Linked DNA regions of Mus musculus: region 2 is linked to region 1. The links are chromatin loops, found by intact Hi-C in ENCODE. Cell type or tissue: gastrocnemius. All regions are shown on one strand. Links, peaks and the distances in the headings refer to the core of each region. The heading gives the core; the rest is flanking DNA.

Region 1 (6,248 bases), core at 695-5,694:
CATACAACAGGCTCTGCTGAAATTCTGCTACAGTCTGTGTGGGGGATGGGACCCCTTGGGATATACAGAAGAAACGCACCAGCTCCTAGGGTAGGAAGTGTTGGCAGAGCCAACTGCTGAGCAAAGGTGACATTTACATAAAGTCTTCTCTGATGTAGACATCAACCAACACCTTCCGGACATCCAGTATCCAAGTCCAGAGCCAAGACCAGAGGCTGCTCACACTATGGCTGGACAAGGACGGACGGCGGACTTTCAGGGATGTGGTCAGGTGAGTGGGGCTTTCTACTCCTAGGACTCCTGCCCCAACAGGGAAACCCTGAACGCCCACAGTCTCCTGACCATGGCCCAGGCTACTTATCAGAGTCAGATCTGTGGTCAGGTAAGTTTTAGGCCACTGTCTTATGAATTGACGTTAGTGCTAAATGTTCCCAGGACTCCTCGGGGCACACACAGCTGAACATCCTTCTGTTTCAACCTTGCTGCCTGTATTGAACTTTCATCACAGGCTCCCCTTCTGGGGCATCTGCACTCCCATTTTGTAACTTTTGCAAGTTTTCCCCGGAAAGGTAGACACAAAGACACAGTGGCCTAGATCCAAGCATCTCTCCCACTATCAGAGAACCTTGCAACATGAGGACCTCCTTCTCTGATTTGTTTTGTCTTTTTTCTAACTCTCTCTCTCTCTCTCTCTCTCTCTCTCTCTCTCTCTCTCTCTCTCTGTTCCCTATAAAAGTTGCTCTACCTTTTAAATGTGGTCTACCTTTTTAATCAGGGAAAATCTGGTTTCTGATTACCTTCTAAGCTGGTCTCTCCCCACTGCAGATTTGAGGTCAGTCCCTGCCCAGAGCCATGTTCACGGACCCAGAAATCCAAGACGTCAGCGCTCAATTCGCACGGGCAGGAGACAGAGAAGAACATGGCCAAGCCCAATTCTCTTCTGATGCCCATCAACACATTCTCTGGCATCATCCAATAAGCTTACCAGGACAGTGGGAGATCTGGGTCCAGGGGCAGCAGACCCAAGAAGGAAGAAACACTACCCACCCATCCACAACATTTACACTGACAGCCCCACTGGGCAGCTCTGCTTGGACCAGGAGCCAGAGAATGCCTGGGAATTAAAAGAGCCTGGGTTGTAATGAATAAGGGGCATGTGATAAAGATGGATGCAGCCCACGGCTCCCAGATTGCTGGACAGAGTTGGAATGAGATGAGCTGATGCATACTCAAGCCAGCTTCTCCCAGAAACATCTTTCTTGTGATGATGTTCATTTCCCGTTTCTCATCCACCATCCACTCCAGCTCCCTAGGGAGTCCTGAGAACTGGTGTCAGTTAGCTGCAGGTATAGCTGGTGGTTCAGCGGTAGAGCACTTGCCTAGTGTGTGGGAGGCCTTGGGTTTGACCTCAGTTTATAAAAAGGGGTTCAGAGCTGATGGGTTCACTATTTGTACAGCGCCCTGTGGCTTTGGAAGGACCAGGGAGTAGGTAGTGAATACTGTATTTGCTCCCTTCTGACTTCATACCATCCTTTGCAGCTCTCAAGGCCACGGTTCGCCAGTGCCGAGGGGGGTCGGTCTGTCTCAGTAAAGAAGAGAGTGATAGTCTCAATAAAAGCACACTAAAGTGTTACTGCTTCCGTGTGTGTGTGTGTGTGTGTGTGTGTGTGTGTGTGTGTGTGTGTCTGTGTGTGTGTGTGACACATTATATATATGTAGGTCAGAAGACAATTTGTGGAAATTTATTGTTTCCTTCCACAGTGTGGGTCCTGGAAACAAAACTCAGGTTGTCAAACTTGGCAGCAAACACCTTTACCCACTGATCCATGACCACAGCGCTGCACAGGAAGTCAGAAGACAGAACTTGATCTAACCAAATGAATTCTCTTAGGCTGGATAACAGTCTTGTGCCACATTCACTGCTGTGGTCCGTTCCCCTACTCTTTCCTCTCCCCTTTTTTTTCTTAAGGACTCTCTCAAGCAGAGGCAGGAATGCAGGGAGCCTTCAGGAAAGCCAGAGCTTAGAGAATAAGAAAAATTGGCGTTTCAAGTAAAAAAGAAAAGTTGTACATTGTCTTAATTAGAGTCTTACTGCTGTGAACAGACACCATGACCAAGGCAACTCTTATAAAGACAACATTTAATTGGGGCTGGCTGACAGGTTCAGAGGTTCAGTCCAGTATCATCAAGGTGGGAGCATAGTAATGTCTAGGCAGGGATGGAGCAGGAAGAGCTGAGAGTTCTACATCTTCATCTGAAGGCTGCTAGGAGAAGACTGGCTTCCAGGTAGCTAGGATGAGGGTCTCAAAGCCCATGCCCACAGTGACACACTTCCTCCAACAAGGACACACCTCCAAATAGTGTCAGTCCCTGCGCCAAGCATATACAAACCATCACACAAAGCCATAGTAGTGTTCTTGGCCCTACGATCCATGGCCTCATATAGCATGGGGGAGAAATAGAAAAAGTCCAAGGGAGTTAGACTTGAGCTCCTTCCTGTCAACTAGATGGAGTCCCTGGGCTGGTGGGATCCTTTGAAGCCGGGAATCCATATTAGTTACTTTACTGTCGCTGGGCTAAAACGTCATGACCAAAGAGCAACTATAGAAAGAGTTTGTTTTGGCTCAGGGGTTCCAGAGGGATGAGAGTCCACTGTGGCAGGAAGGATGGCAGCAAGCAGCGGGCGGGCATGGCGGCAGGAAGCCGAGAGCTCACATTGTCCAGCACAAGCATGAAGCAGTGAGAGCAAACAGAGAGGCAGCTTTAAACTCTCAAAGCCCTTGCCAGACGCATACGCCTTTAATCTCAGCACCCCAGCGGCAGAGGAAGGTGGATCTCTGCGAGTTCCAGGGCAGCCTGGTCTACAAGAGGGAGTTTCAGGACAGCCAGAGCTACACAGAGAAACCCTGACTCAAAAACCCCAAAACCCCAAAAGAAAAAAAAAAAACTCTCAAAACCTGATCCTAGTGTCATACTTCTTCCAGTAAAACCTGCTAACTGTCCCACCACTACCACCAAACAGCGCCACCAACTGGGGGCCAGGCATTAAAATATTCGAGTGTACGGCGACCATTCTCATTCAAGTCAATATAGAATGGGGGGTGAGTGTCAGTAAAGTAACTAATATGGCATTTTATCTCTGACCTCATTATTCCAGGAACAAGGGAAAGTCCCATGACCCATTCTTAAAGCCAAGGATGATGTGAGTAGGGCTCAGGGTTGCTTTAGTATACACACCCAAAGGCAGTCCAGGCTGACAGAAAGTCTCTGCTCGCCCATGGGCGTGGAAAGCAGGAAATGTTTTCTCCGGTAGCCAGAAGCAGTCAAGCCCAAAGAGTCTCAAAGAGCCAAGAAAGCAGCTGCGGGAAAGAGCAAGTGGGGGGAAGGCTGCTGAAAGAGGCAAAGGCAGGGGCACTGTGGTGGGGGGGGGGGGGGCGGCGCAGGCGGGCTGGCAGGTGGGAGGGCAGGCAGTCTTTAGTGGTTTGAAACTGGTAACAATCATGGCCTCACTGAGTCTGACCTGGGATTTTCTGTTTTTCTGAACTGAGGTGATGTGAACTGCTTCAGACCAGTTTGAACGTTCACAATCACACAAGCATTAGGTTTTTGTTTTGGTGTGTGTGTGTGTGTGTGTGTGTGTGTTTAGGTTTGTGGTTGATATCTTTGAGACAAGATCTCATATAACAAAGGCTGGTCTTGAACTCCTGATTCTCCTGCTTCTACCTCCAGATGTGGGATTAAGCCTCCACACCCATTAATCACTTGCATGTTTGTTTTCTTTTTGCTCAGTTTTGTAAACAAGGTCTCACCTCAAAAAAGCTAGCTGAGGCTGATGATGAACTCCTGATCCCCCTGCCTCCATCCCTCAAGTGTTAGACTCAGGCATGCGTCACCATACCCAGCTAGCAACTCTTAGTTTTTAAATTTTAATTTAATAACGTTTTAATCCTTAGGTTCTAAGTATCAGTGAGAGTCTGTCAGCCATATGGTAAGAGAAAGTGCGGAGGACCTTAGCTGTCTACCCGTCTCCTGAGAAATTACCATTTCAAATTTAGCTACACATACATATTGGCTGGCAAACACCCCCCACTCTCCAATCCACGGCCAAATTAGGTGCATTGAGCAAGCCTTGAATGAAAAATGAATGGACCAAATCAGAGCTGGGATACAGCTCAGTGGTAGAGATGGAGACCCTAGGTCTGAGAACAAATAATTCCCGCATCTGTAGCTGGATAGTTGGCCATTCTGGAGGAAAGCCTATGGTACACCTCCTCCCCCCCCCCCCCCCCATGATTTCAAGGGCTCGAATCTTAGTTCAGTTGAGAGAGGAAATGCCTCTGGGGAGAGAAAAAAATCTGGAGCCATTTCTCATGACCTGGATGCCACTGAATTCATGTGTGGAAACCTTTACTTGGCTAATAAACTATTTCTTTTGACCTGCAATTTTTAAGTATCTGTATTCACTTCCTCTACTGAGGTTCCTCTACTGAGGTTCCTCTACTGAGGTTCAAAGCCAGCTAAGAATCTCTGGAGTGCATTCCTAAACAGGGCAGGCAACAGCATTCTATTGAGTGTGTACATTGTGTACATACTGCCTGGGACTGTGAGGTGCTACCAGGATTGAATATATATATATATAAATGCCTTTCTGGGTGAACAGAGAGATTATTGACAAAAGTGCAAGCCAAGGAGGGGAAGTCTGAGTCCTCTGGTGATGGCCAGACAGAATTGGGATTTCACTTACAATCAACAGGACCAACTCTGTAGATCGCCACTGACCAGTGGGCCTATGAATACAGACCTGAGGACGAGGGATGTGTGAGGACCAGAGATGTGCAGATGTTCACTTCATTCTTCTCTTCCCGGACACATCCCCATCCTGACCCTGTCAGTTTCTCAGGCCTGAGGCAGTCCAGGCGCCCAGCAGCACCTGTGGTCAGAACGCGCCCAGCAAACCACAGGGCGTCCGTCATCCATTAGGTGGCGCAGGTGAGGCGCAGGTACAACAGGTGCAGCAGGTACAGTCAACAGGTGCGTGGGCTCCGCCCCCGCCGCGTCTCTCTCTTGGGGCGGGGCCACTTCCGGGAGGGTGGCCGGACATGGGGGCAAATAGCCGTTGGCTAGGTGACTGGAGGTGACGCAGTTTGGCTTGCTCGGAACCCTGAGCCAGCGATTCTCCCTTCCCAGGATATGGAGCGCCGCGCGCCCCGCATCTAACTTAGTCCTGTGTCCTTCCGGGTCTGGCAGAATCCCGTAACCATGAGCCCCAACCCGCAATGGGACGTCCCCAGGGCACTACGGGTGGCCAGGCTCTTCCACTTGGTGTGCGGAGTCCGGGATGCCTGTGTGACTCCGTTCCTGACCCTCTACCTGAGGCAACTGGGTGTGGCCGCGCCCTTGGTGGGCATCCTCATGGGAACCAAGCACCTGATCGCTACCTGCTGGATTCCCTTCTGTGCCTTCCTGGCCAAACGCTACCAGAAAAGGAGAATGTTTTTGACTGGCTCATTGCTGAGCTCCGCAGGCGCCAGCCTCCTGATGGTCCTCGTCCCACCGGTGGACAGAAATCTGGTCAACCACTTTTGTAATGGAAGCAGTAGAGTGGCCACCACTATCTTACCGCTGGGGGTCACACAAACTGTGATCATGACCCCTACCCAGGGGTCTGGAGCACCCAACCTCCCAGGCAGCAGGCACACCAGAGCCCTGGACACTTCTGGCTTTCCAAATGGATCTGAAGGAACATTTAGCGGTCTGCAGACCTATTTAGTGGGCTCTGTTGAAGGAGCCAGGACCACTACACAAGGCCTCCATCTTGTCACTTCTGGGTTGAGAGATAATTCCCAGAAAGGGACTTTTGAGGTAGGCAATGTTACCCTGAATCTACTTCCTGGAAGTACAGCTCTTGGAGGTCCCGTCAACTTGTCAAAGCCCCAGGGGGACACCCAGACCCCTGATCACTCCTCGAAAGGGTCACCGTGGACTTTCATCCTCTCCTTGGGAGTTGTTGTATTCTGGGAACTCCTGGCAGCCCCTCTGGAGCAGGTGGCGGATGACAGTCTTTATGAATACCTGGATTTCGTAGACGCCACTGATCGGAACAGAGACCTGTGGGTGTGGAAACTGTTAGGTGTATCAGCAGGTGTGTGTGGCATCGCAGCCTTGGTGGGGCATCTGGAATGCCTCCTCGTGGCCAATGGTCCTCAGGGCGTGATTTATTTCTACAGCTACTCGCTGGTCAGTACCCT
Region 2 (5,000 bases), core at 1-5,000, 250 kb after region 1:
TTGGCTCTCAGAGAGCCTTGGGGACATATGGATGGATGGTCAGCCTGCTGTGTTCTTAGACTCAGTGAGTGGCATTTTCACTGTGCTCTGCTCTCACACAGCTGTTGGCAGAAGAAAAGGGCATCTCTGCTCGCTATGCAGAAGAGCGGGACCGGGCTGAAGCTGAGGCCAGAGAGAAAGAAACCAAAGCGCTCTCCCTGGCGCGGGCCCTTGAGGAGGCCTTGGAGGCGAAGGAGGAATTCGAGAGGCAGAACAAGCAGCTTCGAGCAGACATGGAAGACCTGATGAGCTCTAAAGACGATGTGGGGAAGAACGTAAGTCACCTGTAGTTGCAAGGGACAGAAAGGGCCTGGGACACAGGCCCAGAGCAGAGCCAACTCGAGCCCTGTCCTGGAGGCAGATAGGGGCCAATCTGCTCTCATTCACCTGAGCCAAGATACATGTGGAAATCTGCAGGTATGTCCATGTGCCGTACACATGCCCAATGCCCTTGAGAGCAGAAGAGGGCATTGGATCCCTTGGAACTAGACTTACAGGTGTTTGTGAGCTGCCATGTGGGCTGCAAATTGAAACCAGGTCCTCCACAAGGGCACTCAGTGTTCTCTACCGCTGAGACAATCTCCCCAGACCCCATTTGTGGAATTCTTGCAGCAACCCTAGCAGGTAGCCAGATGTTGAACCTTACCCTGGCCCTTCCTGCCCCAGTTCATCCTGTCAGGCACCTCTCAACATGGGCATCTACAATATCAGTGGTTGCAAACCTAGATATTCCAAGATCCCCTGGAAAAAAGAGGTTTGTGGGAACTGAAGCACATTTCTTCCACTCCCCACCCAGCCTTCCCTGTGAGACCTGAGTGCTGGCCTTCAGGGTATGGGTAGTTGTCAGACTTGCAGTTTAGAGATTTCTGTGTGCTCTCACAGGCATGCCTTCTCCAGAGTCCCCATGCTAGTTCCTCACCCTGCACCCTCCCTTAGTATCTGACCAGCAGAGAGCTGCAGAGTAAATCCAGACCTGCAAATCAAAGATGACGTTCCCCTGGGCTCTTCTCCTAGCTTGCATTATTTTGGGGTTTTGAGACAGAGCTTCTCTGTGTAATAGCCCTGGCTGTCCTAGAACTCACTTTGTAGACCAGCCAGCGCTAGCCTTGAACTCATAGAGCCCACCAGCCTCTGCATCACCGTGCCCTGCTTCTCCTGTTGTTACCCCATGCACTTTGTAGCCAAGACCTGTTTTGTTGGTTTTGAGAAGTGTGGAAACAACCATAAAGAGGTGTGGTCTGCATGGATCCAAGCCATCTGACCATATCATAGGTGATGGAAGACCATCCTCATCCTGCCGGGCCTTCTGCGTACAGCTCCATGGCCAAGAAGAGCATAGCCAGGATAGATCCAACCATGTAAAAGTGAAGAGAAGACTGTAGTGGTTCTATAGTCATTTTCTCTAGTCATCAACATTCTCACACTCATGGTGACTGCTGAGTTACCAAACACTACTTAGCAAATGGACCTTCCTAAGTTCTGTGGCTTGCCCCTGCCAAGCTAACAGCACATAGGTCTGCTTCAGGAGGTCAGGCGGTTAGTTGGGATAGGAGGTAGAGGACCTCAGTACACTGCCAGTCTCAGAAGGCTCATCTTGGTGGAGACTGTGTTCAGAGAGAGGTCAGACCTCATGGCCAGGCCCTGCTTTTCAGACTGCCTCTGTGGCAGGCTGCTCGAGAGCCTTCCCATTGTGAGTGATCTCTTCTGAGGCTCACACAGCAGGCGCCGTGACTGTGCTTTAGCTTCAGAGCTCTGTCACGCGAGTCGGGTGATTAAAACACGTGTGACCACAGAACTGCGAGATTAGGTCACATCTCTGCTCACCAGCCCTGACGCTTCCTTGCCTTAGGTCCACGAGCTTGAGAAATCCAAGCGAGCCTTGGAGCAGCAGGTGGAGGAGATGCGGACCCAGCTGGAGGAGCTGGAGGACGAGCTGCAGGCCACTGAGGATGCCAAGCTCCGCCTGGAAGTCAACATGCAGGCCATGAAGGCCCAGTTTGAGAGGGACCTGCAAACCCGAGATGAGCAGAATGAAGAAAAGAAGCGGCTGCTGCTTAAGCAGGTGGGTGGAGGGAGGCTCTGCCGTGCCCTGGGAAGCACTAGCAGGAGGAAAGGCTGAGTCTGGCAGTAAGGGGTTTAGATAGTCTCTCTCCAACATCACTGCTGCCTAGCCAGGCTGTCTGTCCATCAAAGGGAAGCCATGAGAGCACTCAGGGTCTAAGAATAGGGACCCACCTGCCCAGCAGATGGGGGGACACTGCAGATTCCCATCACTCAGATGTCATGGCCTCCTTAAGTCACCCACCCTTAAAGGGCTCCTTAGAAGAGAAAGAAAAGGGTTGATAGTTAATTTTGTGAGTGTATGTTTGGTTGGTTGATTGGTTTCTTCTCTATGTACTCAAACTCAGAGTTTAATTCCAAGTGCCTGGCTTATATTACATTTTTTAAACCTAAAAAGAATCTCACGATTGGTCTGGAGAGATGGCTCAGTGGTTCAGAGCACTGGCTGCTCTTTCAGAGGTCGTGAGTTCAGTTTCCAGCCCACATGGTGGCTCACAGCCATCTCTAATGGGATCTGATGCCCTCTTCTGGCCTTCAGCTAGGCATGCATGTCATATTAAATATAGACAGAACGCTCAAAATATTTAAATAAATAGATCTTAAGGAAATTTGTGGTTGATGTTTCTGAGGTATGTGTGTGTGTGTGTGTGTGTGTGTGTGTGTGTGTGTGTGTGTGTGTGCGTGTGCTTTGAAAGTGATTTTGGATACTTTGAGTGTCCCTTGGAGTTCATGGAAACCAGTCTTGATTTATATTTAATTTTATTTTACTACTTTTGTTTCACTAACATTAACTTGATTCATTCTTTATTGTTGACTAACTTACGCCAAACGTAGTGAGTTAAAGCCACATTTCTGGCGTCCCGTTTCTGTGGGGTGGCCTGGGTTGGGCTGGAGGAGGTGACGCATGCGCTCACCCTCCCAGCATGGACAGGAACCTCAGCACTTGTTAGCAGCCTGGCTGAAGGCTGCTCGCATGCCCTGTGGAGGCCACCTGCCCAAGAGCAAAAGGCCCAGGGAAGCCAGCGAGAGCTGTGCCTTTACAGTTCATCCCTCTCGTCCTCTTCTCTAGAAGTGAGTCCCAAGTTCAGCCCACACACAGGACCTCTTCAAGGACAATTTTCCAAGAACTGATAGATGTATTTAAAGCACACTGAAGAACCTCAGGGCAGTTTCCATACCTAAAGAGCCTCCTTATCCCAAGCGCAGCAGAGCCAGATCTGCAGCATACAGTCAGGTGCGGAGACTCACCACAGTGGAAGCAACCATCTGTCCCTTCCTCCTCCTGGTCGTCTGCAGGAGCAGGTGCAACAGATCCATGGTCTCCCCTTGGAGAAGACCCCCCCTTAGGCTTCTTGGTGTCACTCAAAGAGCACCTCCCTTCCCACTTTGCCAGTTCATGACAAGTGATCTATCTGCTCAGAGCCCCCACTGCAAGATCACCTAGGGCACCTACATACATGGGAGTTTTTCCTGGATGAATGGAAATGCAGGACAGACCAGGAAGCTCACGGCACAGCTCCCAGTCTGGACAGTTTTAGTTCATTGTTAGTACAGGCATTAGGGTTGGACTGAAATGATAAACACACACACACACACACCCGCTTCTCCTCTCCCACCCACCCCCTCTGCCTCACACAAGGGTACAAGTAACCAGGACTGTGCCATCCTGTCCTGTGGTACAGCTAAAGCGTCAAGAACACCCCAGAATGAGTGGCCATGGGGGATGGGGTGTGTTGCTCTACCCCAGCTCACGTTTGTCTGTGTATCTTCCTCTCCTCCTGTGTGCTGTGTGCTCTAAAGCTTTCCTGTGGCCTCAGCTGCTAGCTTCCCTTTGCTGGTCTATCAAGTGGGGCTTCTGCCTGGTCTGAAGCCCAAAACCTGAGCGAGCCTAGCTCTGCAGCATGGATCCCAGACACATAAGTCAGGCCTAGCTCCCTCGCTCCAGGACACGGTTAGGGTTAGGGTTGAGCCTGTTCCCCTGGCCTCTGGACTGCTGCCCTGTGCTCCAGGCGTCTTTCCTGTTTGTTAAATCATTATCCTCTGCTTCCTATCTTTCTGACTCAGTCACCTGGACTGTGAGCCTAAGGTCTTCCCTCTTGGGTCCCCTAGTGCTACCAGCAGGCGTGGCCTCTCCCATGGGGTGGTTTCCAAGACCTTCTGAACTAAGCCCAGACCTGCTAATAAGACATAGGGACTTGTTGGTAACAGGGACCTCTGCAAAGTGACAAGCTCCCCTAGCCAAAGTATCAAGAGCCCAGGATAACGTAATCCAACACTGTCCTTCAGGTGCGGGAGCTCGAGGCAGAGCTGGAGGATGAGCGGAAACAGCGGGCACTGGCTGTGGCGTCAAAGAAGAAGATGGAGATAGACCTGAAGGACCTGGAGGCTCAGATCGAGGCTGCGAACAAAGCCCGGGATGAAGTGATCAAGCAGCTTCGCAAACTTCAGGTAGGGATGGCAGGCTTACCTTGGTGGGACAGGCCACATAGCCTTACTGGAACCAAGATGAAACTGAAGCTGGAAGACCATGCAGCACCCAACTGTCACCTTGTCACCGAGCCACTGTCATGATGAGGACCAGAGCAGCTGTCCCCTAGGTTACTGGGTTTTCTTTTGAGTCAGAGCTGGGGATGGTGGCCAGGAGGAGTGTCCTTGCTGGAATCTGGTCCTGTGCCCCTAAATGCCCTTAGCAACAACTTCACTGTCTAGCTCTGTCTCCAAAGGGAAGTGGTGTCCCTTTCCTCCTGCACTGCTGGGAATGTAATTTTCAGACAGCTGCAAGCATCACTCTTGCTACCTGGATGATACAGTTCTATAGCCTCGCTGAGAAGAGGAGCGGTATGCATGATAAAGTACGGTGTGGGCTGACCCTGCTCTTCCTGGCTGGGTGTAGGCACTGA

Evidence for each region. Peaks named below come from ENCODE experiments on the same cell type or tissue, not always from the same donor. Only the 100,000 strongest peaks of a DNase experiment are listed, where the experiment ranks them.
Region 2: a loop joins it to region 1, with 2.3 times the contacts of the local background. A loop is called at or near these places in 15 of 42 quality-filtered maps.

The regions. Positions count from the first base shown.
Region 1 is chr11:68,551,066-68,557,313 of GRCm38, forward strand. It overlaps Pik3r6 (phosphoinositide-3-kinase regulatory subunit 5), which reads left to right. Exons shown (of 20, transcript NM_001081566.2): 19 at 159-271; 20 at 826-1,630. The coding sequence ends at 979. It overlaps Mfsd6l (major facilitator superfamily domain containing 6-like), which reads left to right and starts at 5,121. Exons shown (of 1, transcript NM_146004.1): 1 at 5,121-6,248. The coding sequence starts at 5,260. In gastrocnemius, for the core only: a CTCF peak has its summit at 3,027 (motif pointing left); DNase peaks (open chromatin) are centred at 3,022 and 5,077; H3K27ac peaks cover 1,181 bases.
Region 2 is chr11:68,802,739-68,807,738 of GRCm38, forward strand. Myh10 (myosin, heavy polypeptide 10, non-muscle) reads left to right here. Exons shown (of 41, transcript NM_175260.2): 32 at 102-314; 33 at 1,889-2,101; 34 at 4,387-4,548. Among named protein-coding and RNA genes, the nearest start is that of Ndel1, 48 kb to the right of the region's middle. In gastrocnemius, for the core only: a CTCF peak has its summit at 2,627 (motif pointing left); a DNase peak (open chromatin) is centred at 2,602.